Linked DNA regions of Mus musculus: region 1 is linked to region 2. The links are chromatin loops, found by intact Hi-C in ENCODE. Cell type or tissue: heart. All regions are shown on one strand. Links, peaks and the distances in the headings refer to the core of each region. The heading gives the core; the rest is flanking DNA. Region 1 has its middle 31 kb from the start of 1700105F02Rik. Region 2 has its middle 85 kb from the start of Lacc1.

Evidence for each region. Hi-C counts contacts between places; a loop is a spot of excess contacts. Peaks named below come from ENCODE experiments on the same cell type or tissue, not always from the same donor. Only the 100,000 strongest peaks of a DNase experiment are listed, where the experiment ranks them.
Region 1: a loop joins it to region 2, with 2.2 times the contacts of the local background. A loop is called at or near these places in 1 of 42 quality-filtered maps.

Annotation. Positions count from the first base shown.
Region 1 is chr14:76,704,758-76,713,096 of GRCm38, reverse strand. No RefSeq gene overlaps it. Among named protein-coding and RNA genes, the nearest start is that of 1700105F02Rik, 31 kb to the right of the region's middle. In heart, for the core only: no CTCF peak of the experiment used is centred there; a DNase peak (open chromatin) is centred at 4,086; H3K27ac peaks cover 1,908 bases.
Region 2 is chr14:76,947,408-76,955,746 of GRCm38, reverse strand. No RefSeq gene overlaps it. Among named protein-coding and RNA genes, the nearest start is that of Lacc1, 85 kb to the left of the region's middle. In heart, for the core only: no CTCF peak of the experiment used is centred there; DNase peaks (open chromatin) are centred at 4,126, 6,166, 6,526 and 7,096; H3K27ac peaks cover 371 bases.

The DNA of each region.
Region 1 (8,339 bases), core at 215-8,214, 240 kb after region 2:
CCCAGCACATACACTGGGGTAGCTCATGATTGCCTGTAACTCTGGCTCCAAGGGGATCCAGAGCTCCCAGCCTCCACAGGAACCTGAGTCTACTCACATGAACACGCCCATGCACAGACAGGCACGCACACGTAATTTAAAATGAAACCCTTTTAAAATGCCCATGATCTGGAGGAGATAATGAGAAATATCCAGAGACTGCATATGTAACTCTGTAACATGCTTGCCTACCATGCGCCAAGCCCTGGATTTGATTCCCAGCACCATATAAACCAGGAATCATGGTTCATGCCTGGAATGTAGCATTCTAGAGGCAGAGGCAGGAAGAGGTCTAACTTCAAGGTCAGCCTTGGGCACTCAGGGAATCTGAGGCCAGCCTAGATTACATAAGGTCCTGTCTCAAAAACAAACAAACAAACAAACAAACACCTAAATAAAGAAAACAGCCTGAAAAGGCTCTGTGGAAACCTGGTGAGAGAAAGACTGAGAAATACAGCAGGCACATGAGCAGTCTTTCTCACAGCCAATGATGGTGAGGTTTTGTTCATCCTCTGAATCAATAAAGTGACCCCACCCCTAAAGTACTTTCTGGAGATGGTCTCATGTTAAAAGCTTGGTGAATACAGGCATAAATGAATTCTCTTAATAATTCTGGGCTAAGCAGGCAGGTGCTGAATGCCCACCCGTCTCCAACACCATCCAGGTCCCAGAGCTAATGAGTTCTTAAATAGAAACACTATTATCAGACCCACAGATTCCAAGTCCTGTACTGTCTCACCTTCTTTGGGGATCCTAGAAAGAATTTACACAAAAACAAGAGGGTATGCTTTCCAGCCCATATTTAGTGTTCTAGAATGTTCTTGCTGGACTGTCCTAAACCAAGTTAATTATCTAAGAAAAAAATCAAATCCCAGGCAAATCAAAGCCAGGGGTCTCACAGGCCAAAGAAGAGGTGCCTCAGCAGCATGTAGATTTCATGGGAATGGTGATATTAGGGTGGAATTTGATGGGAATGGGGGCACTAAGATGCATTTGTGGAAACTGGCATTATGGTAGGTTTGGGTTAATAGGGTGGTCTTCTACTCCACTCACAGAGGGGATAAGCAAAGGCCAATCCAGCTGCAGTTAGCTGCTACTATTTTCCTGAATCTTGTAATTAACCCACTATGATTAATTAATTAATTAATTACCCTTGAGCCCCTCTCCTGTACTCAGTTAGCATCCCAGGCTGCCTTGCCATGTGGTAATTAGAAGGTGGGAATTGTGGGAATAGAAGGAGAACATGATTAAAATGCAAGGTCTGGTAAGACCGTCATCGCCCAGAGACTTACAAGCTGTACCTAAGGTGGGAGGCGAGCTACAGTTTGGAGATAACGAGGAGAATGTTGCTGATGGAGATGTGCTCTTTGTTCAAAGCTAAGTGGCATCTACAAAGCAGCTCTCTGAGTCAGTCTGCTGAACAGGCGATGGCGAGGAGCTCGAACCAGTGCTTTGTCTTTTAGTCACTCTGGTTGCTGGATCGTATACACTCGAGGGAAGTTGCATTTTCCTGATGAGGAATGAAGGCAGGGCATCTTTCCCTGTGTTTCCTGACCAGCCAGAGTTCTTTGGAAACTACCTCTACATGTCTTTTCACATTTTTTTCCTCGTGTGATCCTTTTCTTATTAATTTCTAAGACATCTTTATAAAATTGCTTGCACACCCTTTTAGTGATGCATGATTTTTAATGACTTTGCATAATCTATGACTCCATTTCTTTAAACTTTGATGTTTTCTTTTGATAGTGATCCTTACAATTTTTTTTAAAAAAACATACTTTTATTTTATGTGTCTCAGTGTTTTACCTGCACATATGTCTGTATGAGAGAGTTATAGACAGTTGTGAGCTGCCATGTTGGTGCTGGAGTTCGAACCCGGATCCTCTAGGAAGAAGAGTCAATGACCCTGAGCCATTTCTCCAGCCCCATGATTCTCATTTTTAATAGCCTAATTTTTCACTTTTTATGTTTGTGTTAGTTTGAGACAATCAACTTAAGGAAGGATGGATTTCTTTTTGATTTTCAGTTCATGGTTGGCTGGTTGTTGTTTCTAGGCCTGGGGTGAGGCAGACCCAAACTGTAGAAAGGCATAATGGGGTAAAGTTCCAACCCTAGAGGAACAAGAAGCAAACAGGAGGAATGCTTGCTCTGGTAGACATCCTCCTCCTTCTACTACTTCTGATGCACTGCACGGCGCCACTGCATTCAAGACAGGTGCTGAGCCTTTGCTTCCCCTCCTCTCGAAAGCCTCTCACAGACACACCCAGGAGCACCCTTCGCAAATCTCCCAGACATCTCTCAGTCTAGTCAGATTGACGTTAAATATCAGCTACAATATTGTTCAGTAATTGCACATGCTACTTATGAAATCTTGTCCTTTCCCACTTTGTTACCCTGACACATGGTTGTCAAATCTGTGAGTGTGAGCTCCCCTTTCATCTACTTAGGCCTTTCTTCCAGATATACTGAGGCATAAACAACAAACAAAAATTATAAACTTTAGCTGCTGAGGAGATGGCTTGCGGGGGGGTGGGGGAGGGCGGGGGGTTGGGGTGTAAGCAAGAGGACCTAAGCACCCTTATAAAAAGCCAGGCATGGCAGCACATGACTATAATCCCAGCGCTGGGAGGTGGATACAGCAGGGTCACTGGCAGATAGTCTGTCTAGTCAATCAGTGAGTGCCAAGTTCAATAAGAGGTCATGTTTGTAAGGAACAATAGAAGAAGACATTCAATGCTCTTAACATTTGGTCTCCATGCACATGTGCATCTGTACACACACACACACACACACACACACACACAAACCAGAAATGAAAATAAATAAGCAATATATACTCAAGCAGTAAAATGCAATGTTTTGATATAAACACACAGTTGAAACCATTGCTATCGTCAGGCTAATTGATACATCCACGGCCTCACATCATTACTTCTTATGGGCACAATAAGAATACTTAGGATCTATTCCAGTCTTATTCAAGTTACCTCAATAAGATTCTCTAATTATTAGTACATAAATTTTGTACATCATTTATTAAATTATAATAAACTTTGAGTCGATGTCAAGTATCTGTCACTCAAATCTCAAGAGAGACAAAAATAAGAGAAAGAATCTGAACTATGTTTCATGGCTGCAAGATGCTTTGGTGAGGTCATGGATTATAGATGAAAGGAATGAAAGAATTAATATTCATGCCGTACTCATTCTGGGATGGTAGAGATCAAGATAAGAGAGACAAGCAACCAAAGTGGGCTGAAATCGTTGACAGGGTGATGCTGAGCAGAGGGTCCGAGGCTTGAGATGGGCTTGAGAAATGAAATGAATGGCATTTGGGGAGTGGGGAGAAGCATTCCACAGGGAAGACCTGGAGTGAGCCGAAATGGAGAGGTCAGAATGTGTGCAGTCTATAAAGACGGCACTCGCTAGCTTTAGCTTCTACATTCTAATTTATGAGTGGGCAGAACTAAGTAAGATGAAGGCTTATTCTTAGAGGCACATAGAAAAGAAAGAGAAACTTAAAGGGAGGAATTGGGGGAAAGGGGAGGGAAGGAAATTCAAATCCATGTTATTGTGAATTTGGTACCCTTGACCTCTGAGAAGGTAACTCAGCAAGTACACGCCTATCCTTGCTTGACACTGATTGGCTGACCACCAACCATGGGGGTGCCTTTAACAACTTCCTGATAGACGCCCCCAACTCACACCTGAACCAAAGGACCTGCCAAAGACCGCTTCTAAATCAGAAACAGAACATTGTATAGAATGCTTGATCCAGGGAGCCTTTCCTGCGACCTTCACAGGTTAACCAGATCTGTGAATGCATTAGACCTGGCACCTGAAGCCAATACATGCACATAAACATTGAAAGAGTCATTTAGTGCTGATGAAGACTTCCCTAACCAAATGCTTCTGAGAGTAAACACGGAGCCAGACTGGGCTGACTACCCGCTGCGCACATGCAGTGGCAACAGCTGGGCTTCCTAGAAGAATCGCGGCTGGAAGTGGGCCTTCCAGTCTGAGATCACTGACTAGGTTTCTGATGCTCTCTTTCCATCCTAACTGGGGCACAGTTTGCCAATAGCTAAAGAAAACTGATCAGTCCTGGGGCAGCTCCAAAACACATGGAGAGAGGCCCTGCGGTCTCCTGGGAGCCACTGGGACGAGTAAAGCAGAGAAATATACAGAAGGGAGTTCAAACGATAAGACTCCTAATGGGACTCGAGTATGCATTTGGCTAAGATCTCTTCTAATTTTGGAACGCATTGGAAACTTCTGAACATCATGTTCTATTTGGCTCCGACAAAACATAGCTCTGCATTTGCTCGGTGTTTATTTTATCCTTCAAGATCAGAGCGTGATTTACTTGTAGCTCAATTTTTTGTGTGTGTGTGTGTGTTGAACACAAGCCCCCAGTTAGAAAAACAAACTGGTATTTTTATTATAGGTCCCCCTAGGGTGGTTAGTGGGGCGTTCACAAAGAAGAAACTTTTCTCTCGAAAAATATGCACACCAATATAGAAAATCTATGCAAACAGAAATGCCCAAGGGGTAACATTTTGTAAAGTCTAAAGTAAGACTCCTCAATCCTCTGACCTCTCCTCCATCTGGGCAGGGCAGGGTCTTCTGCAGCAAGTCCTGCCTGGCAAAATGTCTTGCCATATTTAAACAAATATTTGGAGCAAGAAGACTAAAGCTTTTCTTGACTGTTCCCAAATACTGACTGAGGGTGTTGCCCGTGGGGACCCTTCCCATCTCCATCTCACTCTTTTGTTTGCCCTGGAACAAGCTTCTTGGTCTTCCCCTAGCTGAAGCCACTGGGGACTACAAAGGTACAAAAACAGAGAACTGAGAGATGCATTTTTCATCAGCCTGGATCCTTCTCGAAAACCCAGCCTGAAATAACTGAAGCCAATACATGCACATAAAAATTGAAAGAGTGATTTATTGCTTATGTAGACTTCCCTGCCACCTTCAGCTGCAAAGGTGAAGAGCTGTGATTGGCTCGGTGATTTGGTTAAATCACTTGCTGCTGTCTGAGCCAACCACTGCACCTGTACCTTGGTTATGTCATGTGATGCGTTGCTAGGCAAAGTGAATTTATTTCCAGAAGAAGGAGGGGTTGGAGGCGGCCAGTGAGGAGTGCTATAAACTAACAAAAGGGGGGCTTTCATAATATTTTAGAACTAGCACCCTAGATCCTACAGAAAGCATTCTTTCTTCAAACCAAAGGCACCAATGAAAGAAGAAATCATCCTTTGCAGACACGTCAAGGGCATCATTGAAGGTGGCACACTGTAATGACTAAAAGCTTGAACTCCATCCTAGCAGTGCCATGTTGTAAACATGGTGTTTGGTCATTCTAAAATATTTTTGTTAGCATAATATAACTCTTAGTTAGGGTTTTACTGCTGTGAACAGACACCATGACCAAGGCAACTCTTATAAGGACAACATTTAATTGGTACTGGCTTACAGGTTTAGAAGCTCAGTCCATTATCATCAAGGTGGGAGCATGGCAGCATCCAGGCAGGCACAGTAAGGGAGGAGCTTAGAGTTCTCCATCTTCATCTGAAGGCTGCTAGGAGAAGACTGGCTCCCACCTGGTTAGGAGGAAGGTCTCACTGCCCACCCCCACAGTGACACACTTCCTCCAACAAGGCCACACCTCTTAATAGTGCCATTCCCTGGGCCAAGCATATTCAAACCACCACAGCATTTATTAACTATAAATAACAGATTCCACTGTGAGACTGTTACACACTTATATTGATTATATTTAACCCATCTCTTACACTTTCTTGTGCCTCTCTCACTTCCATTGGTCCTTCCTTCTTACCAGCCAGTCCTTAAACTTCCATGTCTCGAGTGTGACCCAATGAGTTTCACTTACAATAGCATAGGTGAGGGGTTATTTACCAGACAGTGCACATCTTACCAATGGCTACATCATTTGTATTTGAACTTTAAGCCTAAGTCTTTGTATTTACAACATGAGAATGATAAATATAATCTTCCCTTTTAAGTAATCATGTTGATTAAATGAAGCAGCACACACAGAGTGCTTGCTAACGTGTTAAATGCTTAAAGATCATTATGTCATCAGTGTGCATGTTATTATCATTGGTGTGATCACAGTTGTTAATATTAACTAGCATGCCCACTAATTTCAAGACTGGAAATTTCTAGGAATGGTGGGTAAAGATGGTGTGGCTCCATTCTATCTTCTTTGGGGACCAAAAAACATCCTACTGTGTGAGACTTCTCTCTCCAGCAAGCTGTTTCCGCTCTTTCTCCCACCTCCCATAATTCTCCCTCGCAGCCATGGAGGTGTGAAACATTCTTGTAGAAAAAAAAAAAAAGCAAGATAGTGTCTCCTTGCTTTAACTGTGCAAAAGAGATTTCACAGGTAACTGGGGACCACACAATCATCGCAGTCTCAGAAGGTATTGTATTGTGAGCAACAAATTGTAACTCCTCAGAGAGCTATCAATAAAAGCTTACCAACTCCAGGACCCACAGACACAGTGATGTGCAGACCCACCAGATGGCCTGGCAAAAGAAGTTTCCAGCCCAAGTCTTCCCAGAGACTCTACTTCACCTCGTTTCCTTTGTTAGATCTTGCCTTCAGTGAAACCTTCCATGGAGGGTTCTAGAAACTGGGGTGTTCTAAGAGAGAATGGGTTCTCCACAGCCGTCCCCACTGCCAGAGACCAATCCATGTGTAGATTCAGGATTCAGACTTATTGTCAAGGAAAAAGAGTTTGGCTCAGGGAAGCAGGTGGCCCTTCACACATGTCCCCTGCACTCTGGCGAATGTCCGTGGCACTGATTACCCAGGATTCAGAGTCCTAGTATTTTAACGTTTCATAATGTGTTTTCTTTCTAATTATGGGTGGCAAGTGGAACAATACCTTCTGTTTACATAGAGCCGGCCCTTGGAAAGTCCTGGGAATATGGACGGGCTCGCTCCCTCCACAACTCCCTGGGAAAGCGGCAGACCTTTCTCTCCCAGCTTTCATGGTTGCCCGGCCTGTCAGAAGCCTGCGGAGTCCAGAACCTGCCTTTGCTTTGGATCAAAAATGCAGTCTTAGTTTCCTTTCTATTAGGTAGATCTTTCTAAGATGAAATGAGGGGATATTTATACTGTCCAAGGTAAGTGCCACGAGAAAGAATTCAGCTAAGACTTTCTGATTTTCTCTTTCTTTCTTATATGTTTTTACTTTCTTTTTTATTCTTTATTCTTTTTTTTTTTCTTTTTTTAGGAAGTCTTGCTATGTAACCCTGGATGGCCTTGAACTTCCTGGCTCAGCTTTTGAGTGTTGGGATTATAGTCACAGTACACCATGCTGAGTAAACTTTCAACATGAGAAGACAATTTAACCACTTTCTTCCCGTACTGGCATTGTTTTTCTGGTGTTCGGTGTGTGATGTGAATCTGTGTGTGTGTGTGTGTGTGTGTGTGTGTGTGTGTGTGTGTGTGTGTGTGACTATAGACCCCAGACTGGCCTTGAACTCTATAAACTGTCCTGCCTCAGCCTCCCAAGGGCTGGTCCTATTTTTTCCACTTTTCCGCCCATAACTACAGTGGTACTATATATCCTGTGGGCAGCAGAATAAAATGCTCACGATGTCATTGTCCCCCGAGGCTCACACATGTCCTTGGTCCCAGTACACTTCTTCCTGTAAGCTCCAGCCCTAGACAACTGGAAGCCTTCATCTAGACCAACATGCTCATAGTTTCACAGGAGGAAACCACTAAGGCTCAGGATCCAGGGCCCTGCTGCTGATTAGTGGCGCTGAAAAGGTATGAAGGCCGTGGTCTCCAGGGTTATTGGATTTTTACTCATTGCACTATTAAAGTGAGGCTGCAGAGGAGAGCCCTTTACACCTTTCCTACCTGCTGCCCCTTCCTACCTAAAACATTTTCACACTTACACACACACATACACATATCACAGATAGATAGATAGATAGATAGATAGATAGATAGATAGACAAAATACTCAAGACTTCTAATTGTGTGTGTGTGTGTGTGAAAATGTGTACGTGTGTGTGTGTGTGTGTGTGTGTGTGTGTGTGTGTGTGTGTAAGAATTTTGAGCAAAAGCAAATGTTTACAAATGAGAGTGGCTCATTCACTTTTCTCAGGGAAACCTACCTCTTGGCTGGACACTCAACAGTTCATGACACCGAAGATCTTCGAGGCTTTCCATAGCTCATCAGTATTTTGATCTTCTAACCATCACTACTGAGTATGCAGCTTCATGGAAACACACAGTAGAAAATGGTAGCGATATG
Region 2 (8,339 bases), core at 321-8,320:
TCTGTAGGGACGTCCACGATTAATGGCACATGTTGCTCTTCCAGAGGACTCAGATGTATCTGTCAAGGCACAACTACCAGTAACTCTAACCCCAGGAAGTCGAATGCCCTCCTCTGACACCCAGTTATATATGCTCACACATAAGGAAAACTCATTGTTTACAAACAAGCTTTAAAATCACTGGTACATGGAGCCCTTGTGCACACGGTACACTGTGAGACTCTCCCGCTGCTGTATCTGTGCAGTTGGCCCTGCTTAGAAATGTTCCACAGAAAGAACAAAATAAATGCACATTGATATGTTTAAAGAATGAAAATGAAAATGCTGTTTTATTTTATCTGGGCTGAATTAAATTTTGTCACCACAACCCCCCGCCCACGCCTCTGCCTTTTTTTTTTTTTTTCATCAAAAGCACTATTGAATTCTCCAAGGGCTCACTCCCAACAAACTAGTTTTTCATGTTTATTTTTAGTGTAAAATTAAGATGTTACAATGCCTAGCAAGTCTGGGTCTGATAAATGAGACTATTGTACTTTGAAATTTGTCTTTAAAAAAATATATTTTAGAGCCTTAAAGTGGTATGGGGGAGGAGTTAGCTTATTATTTCTGATAAATACTGGAATCCCAAGTCAAATTGTTATACTGAAAATGATCTGAGCTTGACTAATTGTCATGAAGTTCCACTTCTAGAAACAAGTATAGTTTTGTTTTGTTTTGTTTTGTTTTGTTTACTTTCAGGAAAACCAGCATCTGGACATGACCCCTCATGGCATAGCTGCTGTACTTTGTTTTCTGGCTCCAAAGAAAACCATAATCTTAGCATGTGCCTAGTATGTATTACAATGTGCTCTGACTGCAGGCACCTGGTTGCTGCTACAAATTCAGAATCTAACACACCGATGCTTCAGGGGGGTAAAGCTGGGGAGAGTGGAGTCTTAACAATACACAGCCTCAGTTTGTTTTCTTGTGTCCTACCACCTTCTGACACAGTCAGCACAGCTGGGTTGGGCATATTGTAGCAGCTTATATAGCACCAGAGGCAAAGAGGATGGTAGGAAGGGAATGAGACCCCGAGGTCAAGCCAGACAGAGGCAGCTTAGGTGAATAGGAGAGTTATCTGTGTACATAGACAGGTCTAGAAATCGTCCTTTGATGTTCCAACCTTCACATGCTTAAACCTCTCAAAGAACACCTTGTTAGGAAGTCAGCGTGATGGGAAGACAAAGAGGGTTTCCGAAGGTTGGCTGGTATGCTCAGATTCAATAGCAAGATGCAGAAGGTTTCTATTGGCTGAAAAGAGAAGGTTGTTACATATATTGGGAGCTTGAAATTGGCCATGGAAATTGGTATATGCTATAAATTAAATGTGTCTTATACCCTCACCCATTGCCTAATTCAAACATTTCCATAGAAATACCCTTAGGCATCCTTTGATTTCCTGTCTTATCTTTTCTGATGCTTAGGTAGCACTTTCACTACTTATTATTGTTATTTATATACTTGCCTTGATACCTAACCATAGGGACTACAATATCTAGCATATGTTCAACAAATGTCTCTGGTATCAAGCACACACACACACACACACACACACACACACACACACACACACACACACACACATTACATTTTTTCAAGCTTCTTTTAAAACTAAGAAAGCATCTGCCACCATCCATAGCATCCCCCTCTCTCCTGCCTTCCCTTCAGTTGTGCAAATAGCATGCAATGAGCTTCTATCACTCAACTGTACTATGCTCTGGGGATTTACCAAATAGCAAAGTATGTTGCTTTGCTTCAAGAGACTCCCAGTTTACTGGACTAACACCTTTGTGTGTGCATGTGTGTGTTTCCATGTTATTAAAAAAAGTATATTTGTTGCTTGCAGAGTCATAATATACTCCAAGATACAACCATTTATATAGAGAGAATGTTTTGAAAGGCCACAAGTTGATCATGAACACTTTATTTCTTGTGGGAACGAGATGGGTGTACCCTAGAGGCAAATATTGTTTTCCCCTTGTGCCATTTACATAGTTTCAAGTAGAAACTATTTTATACAAAAATAAGGGGAATTAAGAAAAATTGGTGTGGTTAACAGTCAAGGATGCATGCTAGAGAATGAGGTAGTTGTGTAAGGAGTGTTTTTGATTTTATGCCTTTTAAGCTGAAGAATGGCCTGATAACTACAGGCTGCCCTTGTGAGGTAGAGTGGGTTTGTGGGTTGGATATTTGGCCTCTGTTCATATAAAAAGACTCTGACTGTGACTAGCATCAGTTGAAAATAAGCTGCAGAGCAAGCATCTTGGCAGTGGTACCCAAAACCTTCTATGGCTATGAAACAAGCTGTTCAGACACTTGGTCTGTCCTTTCAGCCCTGATGTCATCTCCCTCATGTGGCCTGGCATCCATTAAGCTTCCAAGGTAGAAACTAAGTCTGCTTCAGAGTCCTAAGCAAGCAATTGCATCAAGAGAAAAGGCAGATGCCTGTGGGGCCGGGCATGGCTGGCAGGGCCAGGGACGGGCTCCTTGATGTTTAGTTGGTGGCAGGATATACCCTGGGAGTTGTTAATTGAGGGTGGTTTTGATTGTCCTCAGTGGCACTGTCTTCCTGGCAACTGAACAGGGTCCTCTGAGTCATAAGGAAATCAAGTTTTCCTTCTGATGACTTTCAGGGAGCAATCTCCCTACTGGGCTCAGGTGGAAATGGCTTTGTGACTGATTGTCATTCCATCCACGGAATCTGAAGCAAATGATACAGAATAAGATAACTAAAGAGCTCCTTATGCCCCTCGCCCCCCGCCGCCCCCCCGTAACAGAATAGGCAGGCAACAAGGCTAAGCGCCAGTTCTATTATTGACTGGACTCTAGAACATCGAGACTAGGTCTAATGCCAATCACTGCATTAAAGTGAAGCAACCAGACCCAGAGTATAACCTACACCATTCTCAATTACAAGTTCCATACTCCACCCTGACACCTGACACCATATTACACCACAGCCACCAGAGCAGCAAGAATCCCCCATCTCTGCACTTCTGGTAAGACCCACCTTCTATTTCTAAATCAAACAGGAAGAATCTACGGGTCCCATCTTTTTCTGCCTTCATGGTAACTTTGGTCTGGACATTTTTTTATCTTCTCTGCTTTGGCCCCTTTATTCCTCTAACAATAACCACCTAAATCAGTCATCCTCTCAACAGGAAGTGAAATTATTGAGCACTAATGATGATCAAACATATGAAGCATGAGAAAAAAAGATTAACAAAAAGCTCTTGGTCCTATGTTGCCATGTAAGTTTAAATCCTTGAGTGGTGTTGGATAGTAAATGAAGAATCATAGTATAAATACAGAGCAGTAACTGTGATGGGGAGGTGGCAGAGAGGCATACAGTGTGATTACATCCACAGAGAGACATCTAGGAGGAAAGCCAACCAGGAAGACTTCACAGGGAACACAATGACTCCACCGAGCTGGGCTCTCAAGGATGGAAGAACCTGGAGTTCTTGGCAAATTGGTCTTTTCCCTTATGAGGCCATAACGCAATACCTCCTAAGTCAGACTAGAACCTGAGAAAGCAAGGATCCTGTCAAACACGAGGCTCTCGTTCAACAGGCTCATCTACCCATGTTGGCACACAGGGCCTCTTCATTAGAGAATAAAAAGACAAGTTTCACTAGACTAAAAAGACTGAGACAGGCGCTCTGCTACGGTTGCTGAAATGCTGCTTGATAATTATATAATATCACTGAGTCCTGTCCTGCCATAGAGAATTGTCAGTGACTTTCTTTAAACATTTTCCTCTGATGGCTTTTCTGTAGCTTCCCTACTAACGCCTACTTCCAATCACTTCTCCAAGAGTTCAAGGACATTTGGGGCTTTAAGGAGTAGCTATTTCCTTTCTCCTCACAAAGAAATCTGCTTTTAGCCCACAACTAGAATGGACTTGGCTATTTAATTCCAGTCCCAAAGGAACGCTGATGTGTAAGTATAATTGTCAGGTGACACATTCTGCTTTCTGGAACTCCCAGGATAGAACTTAACAGCAGTGAGCAAGGGGACAGTTTGGCATTTGTGGTTGGAGAGTCTGATTAACAAGCTCCTTTCTAGGGAACAAGGAGTGCCAGCTGCCTGGCACTGGCTACTGACGTTCTGTGAGGGACCTTGGCAGGGATATGTCGCAAACCTCCCTGCAGAATTCCCCAAGCTAAGAGAAGCTCATGAGTCACAAGTTAGACTGCTCTGGCAGGCTCCTCCTCTTCGAGGGAAACTTGTGTGGCTCAGGAATTATAAAAAGGAAAATAAAAAGCAGCTATAGATTGGGGAGGCAGTACAAGGATGTGTGAGTATAGAACGGGGGTTCCCAACATTCCTAATGCTATGACCCTTTAATGCAGTCCCTCATGTTGTGGTGACCCCCCCCCACATGAAATTATTTTTGTTGCTACTTCATAACTGTAATTTTGCTATTTTTATGAATTGTAATGTAAATATCTGTGTTTTCCAATGACCTTAGGTGAGCCCTATGAAAAGATCATTCAACCCCCAAAGGGTCTCGACCCACAAGTTGAGAACCACTGGAGTACAGAGATGGAACGGGATACAAATGTGTAGATGCTGAGTCCCTATTCCCAGGGAGAATGAATAAAGATCAAACTTTAGTTCAGACTGTTTAACATTTCTTGCAATTGATCAGTGAAGTCCAAGTCACACCCCAGTGCACTCACACATTAAACAGGGTTGATGGGTTGTCAAATAAATTAATGTGTGAAATAATCAGCTTAAGAACTTCACATGTAGGAGGAATTCAAATCATTGCAAAAACTAGTGGGGCTGGTTGATGTTGAACACAGGAAGAGAAAGTTTAACTGTATTTACCTAAACATACACACACACACACACAAATTTTGTTTAATTTTTCACATGTGCTGTTTCCTGTGATGTCACTGTGACTTTTCTTTGTCCACTTTGATGAATTTATTTAGTTTTTAATTTCTAGTGCAAACAAAACATGTTCATGAATAATTCAGAAGCTAGAAAGCAACAGAAGGGAAGAGAGAAGGTCACAGGGAAATTCTAACCCAGGTGAGTGTTCTTGAGAATGTTGTCCACGTCCCTGCAGGAACCTCTGTGTGTCTCTAGAATAGACAGTGATTTTTAGCTCCATACTTGTTACAAGGTAAAACGCTGTCATGGTGGAGTGAACGCATAGACACCCTTTGTTCCTTTTGCAACACAGCAAAGAACTCTTGTTCATTTAGTATGTCCTCGGTGTGCTTTATCTTTCAGATGATGGTTCAGTGAAGAATTTGCTCATGGAAGGGGGAAGATGGAGGTGGGGTGGCTCAGAGGGGTCTGACTCTTCTGCAAATGATAGTAAAGTTTTTGGTTGACAGTAGAGAAGGATGCTGAGGAGAGACCACCTATTATGATGTCGATAAGAGAGAACACAGGCTCTGTAGAGGTGTGCTGCTGTGGGTTAGGAATCACACATCCCTTCTCTGGTGTTTTCTGAAAGTTTGCTAACTTTTTGTTGTCAGGCTGTTTGTGTGATGCTACTAGATTGGACCACAGTGTCATGTGTGACTTCTTTGATTTACACATAAGTGGGAGTTTCTCAGTTTCATCACTATTTCATTCCTTTGGTCATACCTGTGTGATAGAACTTCTCTCAAGTCAACAAGTACAATGTACAAGGCCTGCTTCTGTAGACACACTGCATCTCCTGTAGGAATACCTCCTTTTAAAGAAACGAATCCCCCATTGGTAGACATCTTGTTTGTTTTTAATTGTCCTGAATACCTTTGCCTTTCTTTGACTCTGTATGTGATAAGCTCACTGAATAGATAAAGTCTAAATTTTAGTACATAATGCCAACAACAACAAAATCATGCTCTTCTATTGCATAACCCTACCCCCACACAACCAGATTCTCATTGTCATTGATCGGTGCAATTCCCGTGATTTTGACAATATACCCAAGCATGCATCTAAAGAAGATGAAATCAAGCAAGATGAAGAGGCTCTGGCCTAGGGTGTGAGAACTGAGAATTCTGGCTGCTCTAGAGGAACTGTGGTGCTGAAAAGCCAGATGACAGCAGGTCTGCTAAGTCACACACAAACCAATGCAGCCTGAGGAACGAGTTCCAGCCCGATCCATCTGTGCAATACTGGCCTGCATGCCACGGCCATGCCATGACCTGAATAGAACTAGTTGGCACTAGAGAGGAAGCCCCTCCTTTCACCTGGATAATTATGTTCTCTGTTTTAGGTAACAGAAGCATGGGTGGAGGCAGGGGGACTTGAGGGCCATTTAATCATGCAGAACCTGATGGCCAAATTCCTCATAAATGCAGTATTTATTACAAAAAGTGCTGACATTGGCAGTACTAATCAGGATCCCTTTCCCTCATTAAAAACAAAGCCCTGCAGATTAAAGGCCAGCATGTCCAACTCCGAGCTGCTTTTAAAGCAGATGTGCTGCACAGAACGCTCTTCCCAAGTCTGTGTCCCTGGACTGCCTCTGACCTTGGCCCAGGAGGACTGCTGGCTCCATGCTCATTTGTGCTTGGTTTGTGTGTAGAAGCCCAAATCCAGACGGTTCTTTCTGAGTTTATTTTACTAGCTCAGGTCCTGCTGGACTCTTAAGGACTTCAGGCACCAGAACAGCTGTGTTTAACAGTGTAGATTAAGTCCCTGCCTAAGAGACCCATCTGACTTGGCAGTGTTTCTCAAAACACAAGTGGCACTAAATTATAAATGGAGAAAGAATCAGGCCTAAAATAAACTGTCACCAGACAGGAGATAGCTCCCTTCCATCTCCCTCTTTTCTGTTTAAAACAGGGGTTTATTGTTTTGTTTTACATCTTCTTCTTAGGTGGAATGCACTGTTTTAGACTTTTTAAAAAAAGTATTTGTATCATAATTTCTAAACACTCATAAGGAGGAATGGGTCTGTTAGCTCTTTGTAGAGGACAGAACCCGATGAGATGGCTACGGCTCTGCTTTTAGTGTTCTTGTTTTGAAAAAGCTCACCACAGTCAAAGTGGATAGAGGACTTCACAATTGGAGCATGACTTGCGTTGCCTGGTTACGAGGTCCTCTCTAGGGAGTAGGTTATCAGGATATTTAGATGCACACAAAGCAAACAGGCAAAACTCATGCCGCCTGTAATTCCCCTGGTAGGTTAGGGGCAGCTTACAAGACAAGAGGCCTAGGTGGGAAAAGAAAGTTGACACAGGGTGGTGACGAGCATTTATTTCTGCTAGGTAGGATGCTCACCATCTGAGACCCCATGATGAGTTTACATAGCTCTAATCTTTGGGACTGTCCATACCTGCGTATCTGCAAAGACTTCCTGTAAAAGTTGTAAAATAAGAGGGTCTTTTGGTTTTGAAAGAAGTTAAAAAAAAAAAAAAAGGAGGCAGTTAAGTATACCTAAGGAGGGCACTATAGGTTCTTCTTGGACCATAAGAAAGGAAACAGAAGCCTCAAGTCAGGCAGAATAAAATGGAACATACCCACAGGGCAAGCCTCATGCAAGCTTCAAATACTGATGAAGGTTTTGTGAGATACTGACTGCCCTGCAGAATAGGTTATCAGTGAAAGGAGGTCCGTGATGTCATACCCTGTGATTTGGAGTACCATACCTGGATACCACCTTGAGAGAGAAACTAGAATTTGAAACCATTTAAGCCACCAGGTAGAGTGATAAAAATTTATAATCCTAATAATTGGAAGAATGAGGCAGGGGGATTACCCATTGGAGGCCTGCTAAGCTAACAGAGTAAGTTCAAGGTTAGCCCAGAATTCTGCCTCAATATAAAAAGCAGCAGTTGTCAACCTGTAAGTATTGACCCCTTTGGGGGTCTCATATTAGACATATAGATGTTTCCATTATAATTCATAACAGCAGCAAAATTACAGTTAAGAAGTAGCAATGAAATAATTTTATGGTGGGGGTGGGGGTGTGTCACCACAACATGAGAGACTATATTTAAGGGTCGCAGCATTAGGAAGGCTGAGGACCACTGATAAAAAGGCACAGGGATGGGTATGGATACAGCTCAGGGGTGACATGCTTGCCTGGCACGTGGGAAGCCCCAAGTTCAGTCCTCTATAAGACAACAATCCGAATCCAGAGGTCCTGAAAAACAGGAGCATTTGTAAGTCAGGAGGGGGTGGGGGGCTTGGATTCAATCACATCTTCAGGGTGAGAAACAGCCACAGGAGACAATTATGGAGAAGAGAGACCTGAAAGCTGGCACCGAAGCTTGCAGTTAGCAAGGAGGTTCAGCTTAGGCCATTGAATGCACAGATATCAGTTCCTACCCTCAGAGGCT